4 separate regions of the Homo sapiens genome follow, and regions 2, 3 and 4 are each linked to region 1. Evidence: chromatin contacts called from ENCODE Hi-C or POLR2A ChIA-PET data. All regions are on one chromosome and are shown on one strand. Each heading gives the region's core, a stretch centred on a gene start or an enhancer-like site at or near the end of the contact. The rest is flanking DNA. Distances are from core to core; before and after follow the strand shown. Region 1 holds the start of UBE4B (ubiquitination factor E4B). Region 2 overlaps PIK3CD (phosphatidylinositol-4,5-bisphosphate 3-kinase catalytic subunit delta). Region 3 holds the start of SLC25A33 (solute carrier family 25 member 33). Region 4 holds the start of PIK3CD-AS1 (PIK3CD antisense RNA 1).

Region 1 (2,949 bases), core at 51-2,550:
ACCAGAATATAACTGGAATTCTCTAAACTGTGGAGAAGATACATATTTTGTTAAATATCAAAGAATCTGTCTGTAAACCACCCCTCAAGCAAAAATATATGTTTAATCAAGCTTATACAGTGCAATAACCACACATATCTGGAATTTCAAATGCTTTCTTTAAAAATATTCACCCACCATACATTCTCATTCCATCCAAAATTGTTCTTTAAATTCCTGAAGACACAGACACACACACACTTTAACTTCATGTAAATCTCGCCCTTCTTGTTCGCATACCCTGAAGAAAAGAATAAACACCTCAAGATGCTCTCTCCTCTTGTTCATACCCTAAAAGAACACTCGGAAAGAAGCAAATGGAGTTCAGAATGAAGAAAGAAGGCAACAGAATAAAGGAGAACAAAACCAGAGACCCTATCGGGGAGTCACGTTATTCTTGGAAAATATCATCTCCGTTCCTTCTCCAAGCCCAAAGGCCAGACAGCACTGGCGCAATACCATCCCTGTCCAAAGCGCTAACGAGTTGCCAACTAATCCCTCAAGGTGTCCCCCAACCTCCTCACCTCATCAGCGCTCAGCTCCTCCATCGCTTTCCTCTTAATGGTGAAAGGCGTTAAGGAGAGATCCTTCTGTTCTCGAGACCACGGCGGGAGGAAGGAGAGTGGAAGGTGTCTATCAGGCTGTCTGGTCCCCCGAATGGGGGAGGTTTCAGAATTGCATAGTCAGAGGTTAAAAAATAAGAACACGAGAGGCACTAAACTGCCTTGGCTTCGGTCACTCCAGTCGCCCCACAGACTACTACAGCCGCTTGTTCCCTGAGCAGCCTCCTTTGGCCGCCACTGCTGCTGCTACAGGGTTGTCTTAAGGCGCCACTTATTACCCTCTGCTTCCCAGGTTACCCAGCTAGGCAGCGCGGTCTCCAGTTCGTCTCGTGCCCCGAGCCTGCTGTTTCTTCGTGATAGTGGCGCGGTAGCTGCGTTCCTACAGCAGATCCTGCTCTCCTTCCTACCCTTTGCTCCTGGCGGGAACTGGTCGACTGCAGAGTGGATACCCCGAGGTAAGGCGACCCCACAGCCGTCCTGGCAGAGCCCAGCACTGTAAGGGAAGCCCCTCCCCTCCCAAAGCAGGCCGGCCACGCCCCGCCTCCACGCCGGAGCCCGGGTAGGGGGGAGGGGGAGGATGGGATGCGCGTAGCTCTCGCTGGAAGAGTAAATCCTCCTACCCCTCCACCCCTACTCTTTCCCCCTCGCCCCACCAAGTATTATTCATCAAAACAACAGGGCGGCCATCTTTGAAAGGGATCACGTGACCCCCGTCAGGGAGGCGGGGCTTCTGGCGCCGGGACGTGGCAGCCAATAGGCCGCGGGCGCCGCGCCGCCGAGTTCCTCTCGCCTGCGTCCTCTCCCCGCCTCCGTCCCACCCCGTCCCGCGCAGCCGCGCCGGACGTGGGGAGGGGCAAAGGGAGGCTGGCGGCTGGGCGGGGCGTTGCCACGGCGACCGCGCTGGGGCTGCGGGCGCGGCGGGCCTGAGCCAGGTAGGCTGGCAAGGGGAGGGACGACTCCCAGACTCGCGTCGGGGAAGATCCACCAGAAGGTGGCGCTGGCCCGCGGCCCGGGGGCCCGCCGCGCCTCCGTTGTTCCCAATCGCCTGCTTTTCTGTGACTTGGGGGCCTAGAAACACCTCATCGCTCCCACTGGACTGTGCGCGCCCGCCGCCTAAGCGAGGGAAAAGAAAACGGAAAACGTCTCCTTGACCCCGGGAGCGTGATCTACCGTATTGAGCGCTCATTTTCTGAAACATCTGCCACACACTCTTCCACCTCCTCCAGGAAAGCCCAGTTGGAAGAAAACTCGAACACAAGAACTCCCATTCATTTTATTTTACCTTGGCCTTTTAGAGATACTTCCTGGGTTTTTTTTTTTTTAAGTGTGTTCAAAAAGTATTGGTAAAATTTGAAAGTATAAATGGATGAGAGACCCAAATCACTGAATTGTACACAGCAAATGCAAGGAAGACGTTTGGAGTCAGTGGGGGAAAACCATCCTCCGGTGCACAAGAATACAAATATTTGGCCGGGCGCGGTGGCTCACGCCTGTAATCCCAGCACTTTGGGAGGCCGAGGCGGGCGGATCACGAGGTCAGGAGATCGAGACCATCCTGGCTAACACGGTGAAACCCCGTCTCTACTAAAAAATACAAAAAATCAGCCAGATGTGGCGGCGGGCGCCTGTAGTCCCGGCTACTCGGGAGGCTGAGGCAGGAGAATGGCGTGAACCCGGGAGGCGGAGCTTGCAGTGAGCCGAGATCGCGCCACTGCACTCCAGCCTGGGCGACAGAGCGCGACTCCATCTCAAAAAATATATATATATGTATGTATATATATATTTATAAAATATAAATCTAAGTTGAGCGATCAAAGTAACAGTACCATGAAATTCCAGATTTTGCCGCTGACGAAGACTATAAGTGGATTGGATGGCTCACTAAGCCATAAAGACTGCATTCCAGAATTAAGAGTTACAATGTATTTGCTACATGCTTAAAATAGGAACCTGACTACTAGATATGTAAGGAATTTGTGAGTAAAAATATGTAAGGAATTTGTGAGTAAAAATAAATCACTGCTGGCTTTGCATATTATCTGCTCTCCAGGAAAGGAATTCTGTGTAAGCCAGAACTTGAACCCCTGGTGACATTGATGTTAAAAGTTTACTTTTTTTAACCTCATTATTGCCATCTAATTTACATACCATACAATTCACCCAATTAAGGTGTACAGTGGTTTTATTATGTTCACAGTTCAGTCATCCTCACTGTCCAATTTCAGAACATTTTCATCATCCCAAAAAGAAACCCTCAAAGCCATTAACAGTCACTCCCGGGCTGGGCGCAGTGGCTCACGCCTGTAATCCCAGCCCTTTGGGAGGCCAAGGCGGGTGGATCAAGAGG
Region 2 (2,988 bases), core at 369-2,868, 330 kb after region 1:
TGAGATAGGGTCTTACTCTGTTGCCCAGGCTGGAGTACAGTGGCACAATCATAGCTCACTGCACCCTCCAACTCCTGGGCTCAAGCGATCCTCCAGCCTCAGCCTCCTGAGTGGCTGAGACTACAGGCTTGTGCCACCATGCCCTGCTAACTTTTTTTTTTTTTTTTGAGGTACAGGGTCTTGCTATGTTGCCCAGGTTGGTCTCGAACTCCTGGGCTCAAGTGATCCTCCCACCTCGGCCTCTCTAAGTGCTGGCATTACAGGTGTGAGCTCCTAGCCAGACCCAGTTTGTTCTAAACACACTTAAGGCTGGTCGCAGTGGCTCATGCCTGTAATCCCAGCACTTTGGGAGGCCAAAGCAGGTGGATTGCTTGAGTTTGAGACCAGCCTGAGCAACATGGCAAAACTCTGTCTCTACCAAAAAAAAAAAAAAAAAAAAAAAATTCCAATAAATGAATCAACAGCAATTTTAAATTAAATTAAATGTTTTAAAATTCCATTCCTCACACTGTCCACATTTCAAGTGCTCAAGAGACACATGTGGCATAACCTACGATCGGTATAACCACACCATTAACTTTACTAAATATCACCACACTGTCCTCAAGACGGTGGTGCCCGTCAGCAATCTCAGAACTGTGGTATGGAGATCAATCTCCAGATATTGGTCAACACTTGGTATTGTCAAATTTACTCATTTTTGCCAATTTGATGTGAATGAAATTATCTCGTTTTAATTTGCATTTCCCTGATTTTCCATAAAACCTTTATTTTCTACAAATAGCCTACTTACTATAAACTTTGCCCATTTTCCTGTGGGGTTACTTAATCTTTTTTAATGCTTTGTAGGATTTCTTTATATATTCTAGATTCCATTCCTTTGTTGGTTGAATGAGCGGGAAATATTTTCTAATCTGAGTCATCTTTTTGCTTTGCTTATGGTGTCTTTTTGGTGAGTAGAAGGTTTTTTGTTGTTGCTGTTTTGTTTTGTTTTAGGAGACAGGGTCTCACTCTGTCATCCAGGCTGGAGTGCAGTGGCGCAATCACAGCTCACTGCAGCCTCAACCTCCCAGGCTCAGGTGATCCTCCCAACCTCAGGCTCCCAGGTAGCTGGGACTACAGGCGTATGCCACTACACCCTTTTTTTTTTCCTTTTTTTTTTTTTTTTTTGGTATTTTTAATAGAGACTTTAAAAAAATATATGTTTTTAGTAGAGACTGGTCCCAAACTCCTGGGCTCAAGTGATCCACTGGCCTCAGTATCCCAAAGTGCTGGGATTACAAGCATGAGCCATCATGCCCAGCCTGGTGAGTAGAAGTTTTTAATGTTGATGCGGTCAAATTATCAATCTTTGCCTTTATGATTTATGATTTTTATTCTTTAAGCAAAGACTTCTCTACTTAAAGATCACATTCTCTTGGATTTTAAAGACTTGTAAAAACAGTTGAAAAGAAATATTTGGTTGAAGGCAGGTGTTGATTGGGTGGCAGCGCCGGCTGGGCCCAGGCCTCACCGTCAGCTGGACCCCAGCTGCCCTGAGGAGCGAGAGCTGCACATCTCTAGGCACTGCCACTGCTGGTCGCCACTTCCTCCAATTGCAAAACCACATCCTACTTTGGGTTCCTCTTGCTGAGAATGGCCAAGCCAAAGTCTTCCTTTTGTTTCAAAACTTGGGGGACCGGCTGGGCGTGGTGGCTCACGCCTGTAATCCCAGCACTTTGGGAGGCTGAGGCCAGTGGATCACTTTGAGCTCAGGCATTGGTGACCAGCCTGCGAAACATGGTAAAACCCTGTCTCTACACAAAATACAAAAATTAGCCGGTCATGGTGGCTCACGCCTGTAGTCCCGGCTACTTGGGAGGCTGAGGCTGGAGGATTGCTTGAGCCAGGGAAGTGGAGGTTGCAGTTAGCTGAGATTGTGCCACTGCACTCCAGCCTGGGCAATAGAGTGAGACCCTGTCTCAAAAACAAAACAAAACAAAACAAAGCAAAACAAAAAAACAACTTGGGAGAGAGTCAGGAATCCTGGAGAATCCACTTATGACATGAAATGGGCTTTGACCATGGGCTTTGAAAGTCAGGGGTATCTTTGGCCACTCAGTCTGGTGAGGCCCAAGATGAGCACATGAGGCATGAGCTCCCAGGGACTCCAACCCACAGCCTGGGTTCCAGGAAAATACACCCCTCACTCTCCTGCCCCTTAGCACTCTGGAAATGAAGTCTTCAACTACACCTTACCTAAATGGGATGTAGGGAAATACTTTCACAGAAAACCTCATTCCTAATACAGAAAGTATCAGACTGGTCTGCACAGGACATCAAATGCCAGGTCCTGTCACCAGTGAGACAGGACAGGAGAAAGTGGAAGTGCCTTCCGTCTCTCTGGGCTAAGAACCTCTCTCTAGCACAGTGGCCAACCAGCCCTAACTCTTCCCTGAATGAAGCCCAGAACCATAGCTCTCTGATATGTACAGGACAGAGATGCCAGTGAGTACAGGGACTTCAGAAATGCCCCAAGAACGCAAACCAGTACAACTGCTTTGGAAAACTGTTTGACAATATCTACTAAAGTTGAACATGCCTATGCCCTAGGACCCAGCAATTCCGCTCCAAAGTACACACCCCAGAGAAATGCAAATACATGTATATTTATCAAAAGACACGGGCAAGAGTGTCTATGGCATCACTATTCATGATGGCTCCAAAGTGGAAACTTCCCAAATGCACATCAACAGAATGGGGAATGGCAAAATAATGTGTGATACTCTTTCTGAGCAGAATGTTATATAGCAATGAGAATGAGCAGTCTACAAGTCCACACAACAGTATCGATGACTCTCACACACATAAAGCTGGGCAAAAGCAGCTGCCCACAAAAAAAATATGTGTTCATGATTCCAACTGTACAAAGAAACAAACACAGGCAGAATTAATAAATCTATGGTGGCAAAAGAAATAGGGGTTACCCCAGGTTTGGGGGAGTGACTA
Region 3 (2,860 bases), core at 252-2,751, 490 kb after region 1:
GAGGGAAGGGTTGCAAGGGAATGAATGACAGGGAAGAGATGAATGAGAAACTCTTCCAATCTATGAAGACCCACCGAAGTTTTTGGTTAAAGTAACCTGGTGACTGCCCACAATACAAGTACAAAAAAAGCTCAGGGACGCTTTCATCAGTCATCTTCCAAGATAAGTTTCTCAACCATTGTTTGTTGTAAGGAACATATCCAGGTAGGAATCCAGGCTGCAACTACTCAAGCCAAGATGATCATCCCAGAATAAACTATTTTATGCAAAATATCCTACACTCAAAAATTCCTGTGCCAGGCCGATGAGGTCCTCAAATTAATACTCCAAATATCTGTAAGACTCCGAAAGGACCCCAAGCCACCGGCTGTGATAAAGGAAAAAAGAAAATTACTAATACTCAAAAATATTTTACCTTCTATTCTCGGCGGGAGGTGACAAGGGGAGGTGGCGAGGGGTACCATCTCCCTTCCTAACCGCAGAACTCAACCTCCTAAAAATGCATTGTCTCCGCTGGAAAAAAGGTGCCTGACCATAGACCTAATGCAGCTTTCAAAACAAGGAACACCTTACAATTCTGCGGTCTCTGGCGTTGGAAGCGTCTACCAGCCGGCGAGAAGTGTCTCAACACACCTTCCAGACCTCATATGAGTTCGGGTCCCTGGCTTAGCCACCCCGCGTGTGGCCGCAAGCATCACCGTTCACCAGCACCACCCAGGCCTTGCTGACGTCCAACGTCCGCAGACCTTTTTGCCCGTCCGGATGACCTCCCGCGCTGCCCTGAGGAACCTCGGGCACACCCGAGCATCAGCGATCCTACCACGGGCTCTGAGGCGCTGCGCTTCGGGAGAGGCCCCAGGAGAAGGGGGCGGGGGAGGGGGGGCCGCGCCACAGCGTCCAGGCTGGACCGCCGCCGAGCACCACTCACCGGCCACTGACTCTTCAGAATGGGGAAAAGCTGGGGACGCCGCGGGGAGGACGGGCGGCGGGGCACAGCCGCCCTCGGGGCTGCGGTCAGGACGTAGGGGTGAGGAAGGCCCGACCCCCTCCCTCGGCCCTGCCCACCAGTCCCCGACGCCGGGACTTCCTCCTCCCGAGCGCCGGCGCCGTAGCCCGGGGAAGGCCGGTAACCGCCGCGGGAGGCTGGGGCCGCGCCCGGGGCGAAGGCCGAGGGGACCGCAGGCGGTGGGGCGCGCGCGGCTGGGCCCGGGAACTCACCCGCCGGCGAAGAGGTGAAGCAGCGTGTTCTCCTTCTGCTGGCCGCCCGTCGCCATGGCCGCGCCGGCTCCGCGGCCCGTCGCCGCCCGGTGGCGAGAGCGCGTGGCGGCTCGAGGGATGCGCGAGGTCGCCGGGTCTTGTCTCCCCGCTGCCCTCAGGGGGCTGCCGGCAACGCCTCCATGCGCGCGCGGGCTCCAACGCCCGGCTCTGCTCGGCCCGCGCCTTCCGCGGCGTGGCCGCCGGCGCCTCACCGGCCTCTGCGGCGCGAGCCCGGCGGGGAGCTAGAGCCCGGCGCGCGGCCGTCACGTGGCGGGGGCCGGACCGTGACGTCACGGGCGCGCGAGTCTGGGGCGGGGCGTGACGGGGGTGTGGACCCAAATTTCGAGCGCTCATTGGTTAGGACGCGGATGTGGGCGGGGAGGTTGCGCAGTTCTGGGGCGGAGCCAGCCCCGAGCGAATGACTGGGGAGAGGGGCTGGCCTAGGCCGGAGCGTGGAGGCAGTGGAAACTGGCTGTGACTGACTGGTCCTCGCTCCTCAGAGAAGCCTCGCGAGGCCCTAGGCCTTGCCTTATTTTAAAAGTTTACTTTGTGATATTTACGTGTGCAAAAGGTGTACAAATTACGTGTTACATCTCACACCTCTGTACTCACCACCCCGTTTAGGGAAACAAAAACATAATCTAAAAATCTATAATCTAAACAGCCTTAGATAATCAGTGAGGCCCTCACGGTGGCTCACGCCTGCAATCTCAACACTTTGGGAGGCCGAGGCGGGCGGGCGGATCGCCTGAAGCCAGGAGTTACAGACCAACCTGTCCAAGACGGCGAAACCGTGTCTCTACTAGAAATACAAAAGTTAGCCGGACGAGGCGGCGCACCCCTGTCATCCCAGCTACTTGGGTGGCTGAGGCTGGATAATCGCTTGAGCCCGGGAGGCGGGGGCTGCAGTGAGCCAAGATCTTGCCACTGCACTCCAGCCTGGACGACAAAGCGAGACTCTGTCTCAAATAATTAATAATCATTATCATTATGTGGATTTTTGATCTCCCTATAAGTAGTAGTATATGCTGCGTATATTTTGCAGTATGCTTTTTGCTTCTTTTCTGATCATCTCCAGCCCAGACCTAGATATCCAAACTGCTTCTCTCAGCCTATGTCACTGGGTCATTGTCATACTCAACCTGACATCTTCTAATCTCCAGGTCTCCCCCAGATGGAGACTTTCCTGGCCGCCTTTGCAGCGCAGTCTGTCACACGACTATAGAACCAGGGCTTCTGCAGTTAGTTTGTTGATTTATTTAAGTTGTCCTTCCCATACAGGAATGTAAGCTTCAGGAGAGCAGGGACCTTATTTCTTTTGTTCACAGTTGTTCCTGACACAGTACCTGCCACCTAGTAATGCCCAAGGAGCTAATGAATAAAGGTCCCAAATTGAACTTATCATTCTTCCCCTCCCCCAAACCTGCTCTACCTCTATTTCCTGTCCTGGCAGTGACACCACTGACTGCACAGGCACCAGTGCCAGAAGCTTTCCTGTTACCTTGGACTATGTCTCTCTGTCTGTCTCTCTCTCAGCAGACCACCATTCACCTGCAGAACGTACCAACCCTTTCTCTTCCGTCTCTCAGAGCTCCGGAAAGCT
Region 4 (2,954 bases), core at 94-2,593, 380 kb after region 1:
GGTCAGGAGTTCGAGACCAGCCTGGCCAACATGGCAAAACACCGTCACTGCTAAAAATACTAAAAATAGCTGGCCATAGTGGCGCACATCTGTAATTCCAGCTACTCAGGAGGCTGAGGTGGGAGAATCGCTTGAACCTGGAGGCAGAGGTTGCAGTGGGCCGAGATCACACCATTGCACTCCAGCCTGGGCGACAAAGCGAGACTCCGTCTCAAAAAAAAAAAAAAAAAAGAAGAAAAAAGAAAGAAAGTAATAGGAAAAGGGACCCATTTCCAGGAGCCCTGACCCTTATCCGAGGTGGTAAGGTTGTGACTTCTGGGGAGGGAGGGGAGTTTCACGCATATCCAGCCAGTGCAGCTGGAAGGGGAACTTTCACAGGCCCTAGGGACTGTGCTGGCCCTCAGGGAGGGGAGAATGGCCGTTATTTTGGTAGGACCCACAGCAAGTCACAGTGTTTAGCTGCAATAAAAAAGGGGGGGGGGCGGGGGGTTCCTGGGTTTTTTATTTTTTCCATCTTGAAACTGGCAGCATTTCTGCTATGATTGCCGGGGATTTCCACCAACCAAACTAAAGACAACTCAGTCTTAGCGTTAACTGTAGGGAGAGAGGTGGCGTTTTGCCACCTTCGCTATTTATGAAACACTGTCACCGGTACCAAGATGACAATATTTTCCTCCCTTTCAAACAAGCCAGGCTCTGCCATCCTCCAGTGGATAGGGCCCTTCCTTGTCTCCTCCATCCCGGGGTACTGCTTCTAGACCATCTTCTCTAACAGCTTTGCTGAAAAACACACTTGTCCCCTGGGGAGTAGCTGAAGCCACCCTCCTGGCTGAAAGAGCTTTTTTTTCTTTTTTTTTTTTTTGAAATGTAGTCTCACTCTGTTGCCCAGGCTGGAGTGCAGTGGCACAATCTCAGCACACTGCAACCTCCACCTCCCGGATTGAAGCGATTCTCCTGCCTCCACCTCCCAAGTAGCTGGGATTACAGGTGCTCATCACCACGCCCAGCTAATTTTTTTTTTTTGCATTTTTCGTAGAGACAGATATTCACCATGTTGGCCAAGATGGTCTTGAACTCCTGACCTCAAGTGATCCGCCCACCTCGGCCTCCCAAAGTGCTGGAATTACAGGCGTGAGCCACCGCGCCCAGCCTGAAAGAGCCTTCTGAAGGTCCCACGTTAAGGAAACATTTGCTGGGGCCCCAAACCCCACCATCAGGCCCACACCGGCAGCTGGCCTCAGGGAGGGCGGGAACTGCTCTCTACACAAAAATGGTTTTGAAAATAACCCAGCCAAAGGGGAATTGCTTCATCCGTTGCACATTCACTTCTCCCTTTCACTGTGCAATTTAAGTAAAACAAGATGAAGCAGGAACCGACTCTCACCATCCCCACTCCCACCTCCATGAATTCCATCGGACAGTTGTGCGAAAGCGGGCTGGCTTTCGCACAACCATTGGTGGACTGTCTGTCCTGTAAGCCCCCCAGGGGCTGATGCCCTCCCAGTCTGCCTGCCCTGTTCTTAGCACAGCCCCTGGCACCCCGTGTGATCTCAGGAAACACTTGCTAAACATGGTATCGGAGGAGAAACGGAGCCCACAGCTTAGTGCAAAGACCTGGCGGCGTGGACTGAGGCTGCAGAAACGCAGAAACGCGCTTTTCCTGCCAGAAGGGGACATCTGCGTGGTCGGGAGTACCTCTGGGGCACGTGCCCTAATTCCAGAAACATCTAAGTGAGTAGTGTGGCCAATGTAGTCTGTTTCTGAACAGGGGCTGAAGGGCGGGGGAAGTGGGGCTCAGAAGGAGGCTAGCTTAGTTGTCTCTGGAGCAGGCAACTGGGTTGTTGTATTATGTTTCTCAGAGATGGGCTCTTGCTCTGTCACCCAGGCTGGAGCGCAGTGGCACTGTAATAGCTTACTGCAACCTTGAACTCCTGGCTTCAAGTGATCCTCCCGTCTGGGCCTCCCAAAGCACTGGGATGACAGGTATGAGCTACCGCTCTCAGCCACAACTGGGTTTTAAGAGCACTCCTCCAGCCCACTCCAGTGTCTTCCATCATTCTGTGAAAGCACCAAAAGAGGACCAAGCCCAGGAAGCCGCCAGCAGGCCTCTCACCAGCCAAGATGGCTGGAATCCTAATATCAAGAAATGAAACTCCAGCAGGCCATGGAAATGCTAAGGGGTTGGCATTTCTGCTCTAGAGAGAGCCAAAGAGAAAGCTCTATTTATATCTCCTTGCGTTTGGTCGCAGCCTCATCAACCAAAAGAACCTTCCGCCCCACTCAACACATCAATCAAATTGGGGAGGGGGTGTGAACAGCAGCAGCGGGTGTTACAGAGGAGTCTCAAGGGTATCTTAGAGGGTGCCTCTCTGAACAGTCGTCCCCTCCAAATCCCCCCCAAGAGAATTACTAGGACATTCTCCTTCCCCCGCAAGCAACGGCACCCCCAGATGATTAAACGCGCTGGCGTCGGAAAGAGCTGGGATCCTGGAGAAACTACTTGTAAACTGTGTGGGTTGGTGAGTTATTTAACTTTTCTGAGCCTTCGTTTCCTTAACTGTAAAATGAAGACAACACCACTCAGCTCCTACAGTTGTCCAGCTGAAATCACCTAGGTAAGAACGACCAGTTCTTTGGGGAGTAATGTCCCGATGGTACCATTCAATTGTCAAGAACACCAAGGCACCGTCAGGCACCCGGGCGGTATCCCACTCTCCTGGAAGAGAGCAGGGGGTTAGCCCTTGGTTTCAAAGTCCCTAGGGAGCAGTAAACCTTCCCCTCCGAGAGCCCTGAGAGAGGAATAATTGCCCCTTCCCACTCCAACCCACGGCACACCCGCCCACATCCACGTGCGGCTGTGCCCAGCATCTCAGAGGTAGGACTTCTCAGGAATCGGCGGGAAGAAGCCCCCTTGATGGAGTCTGGTGGGGTTCAAGATCTGCAGGTCCCACCTT

The links. A loop is a pair of places that touch in the nucleus more often than their neighbours do. ChIA-PET counts read pairs that join two places held with the same protein, here RNA polymerase II (POLR2A). Pooled maps may share reads with other maps.
Region 2: a loop to region 1 is called in a pooled map, with 4 times the contacts of the local background. The contact joins the enhancer-like site here to the promoter of UBE4B in region 1. A Hi-C loop is called at or near these places in 1 of 168 maps with a recorded cell type or tissue (CD8-positive, alpha-beta T cell), 1 of 37 single-sample maps with no recorded cell type and 9 of 50 pooled maps. POLR2A ChIA-PET finds 5 or more read pairs at or near these places in 1 of 52 experiments (naive thymus-derived CD8-positive, alpha-beta T cell).
Region 3: a map of CD8-positive, alpha-beta T cell shows a loop between it and region 1 (20-fold over the local background). The contact joins the promoter of SLC25A33 here to the promoter of UBE4B in region 1. A Hi-C loop is called at or near these places in 4 of 168 maps with a recorded cell type or tissue (CD4-positive, alpha-beta T cell, CD8-positive, alpha-beta T cell and naive thymus-derived CD4-positive, alpha-beta T cell), 3 of 37 single-sample maps with no recorded cell type and 9 of 50 pooled maps. POLR2A ChIA-PET finds 5 or more read pairs at or near these places in 1 of 52 experiments (HEK293T).
Region 4: a loop to region 1 is called in a pooled map, with 6 times the contacts of the local background. The contact joins the promoter of PIK3CD-AS1 here to the promoter of UBE4B in region 1. A Hi-C loop is called at or near these places in 8 of 50 pooled maps.

Annotation. Positions count from the first base shown.
Region 1 is chr1:10,031,309-10,034,257 of GRCh38, reverse strand. It overlaps UBE4B (ubiquitination factor E4B), which reads right to left and starts at 1,300. Exons shown (of 28, transcript NM_001105562.3): 1 at 564-1,300. The coding sequence starts at 587. RefSeq lists enhancers at 433-482, 874-1,528 and silencers at 1,043-1,262, 1,293-1,682.
Region 2 is chr1:9,703,506-9,706,493 of GRCh38, reverse strand. The region is part of intron 2 of PIK3CD (phosphatidylinositol-4,5-bisphosphate 3-kinase catalytic subunit delta); the gene reads right to left. Among named protein-coding and RNA genes, the nearest start is that of PIK3CD-AS2, 17 kb to the right of the region's middle. Within about 2 kb of position 1,618, at least 6 of the 41 ENCODE cell types and tissues checked have a DNase peak (open chromatin) inside an H3K27ac peak, as active enhancers do; they include CD8-positive, alpha-beta T cell, where a contact is called at or near this core.
Region 3 is chr1:9,538,106-9,540,965 of GRCh38, reverse strand. It overlaps SLC25A33 (solute carrier family 25 member 33), which reads right to left and starts at 1,501. Exons shown (of 7, transcript NM_032315.3): 1 at 1,219-1,501. The coding sequence starts at 1,274. RefSeq lists enhancers at 646-775, 1,442-1,736 and silencers at 846-1,205, 1,226-1,745.
Region 4 is chr1:9,652,975-9,655,928 of GRCh38, reverse strand. PIK3CD-AS1 (PIK3CD antisense RNA 1) reads left to right here and starts at 1,343. Exons shown (of 2, transcript NR_027045.1): 1 at 1,343-1,731; 2 at 1,886-2,954. The region is part of intron 1 of PIK3CD (phosphatidylinositol-4,5-bisphosphate 3-kinase catalytic subunit delta); the gene reads right to left. RefSeq lists an enhancer at 1,956-2,005.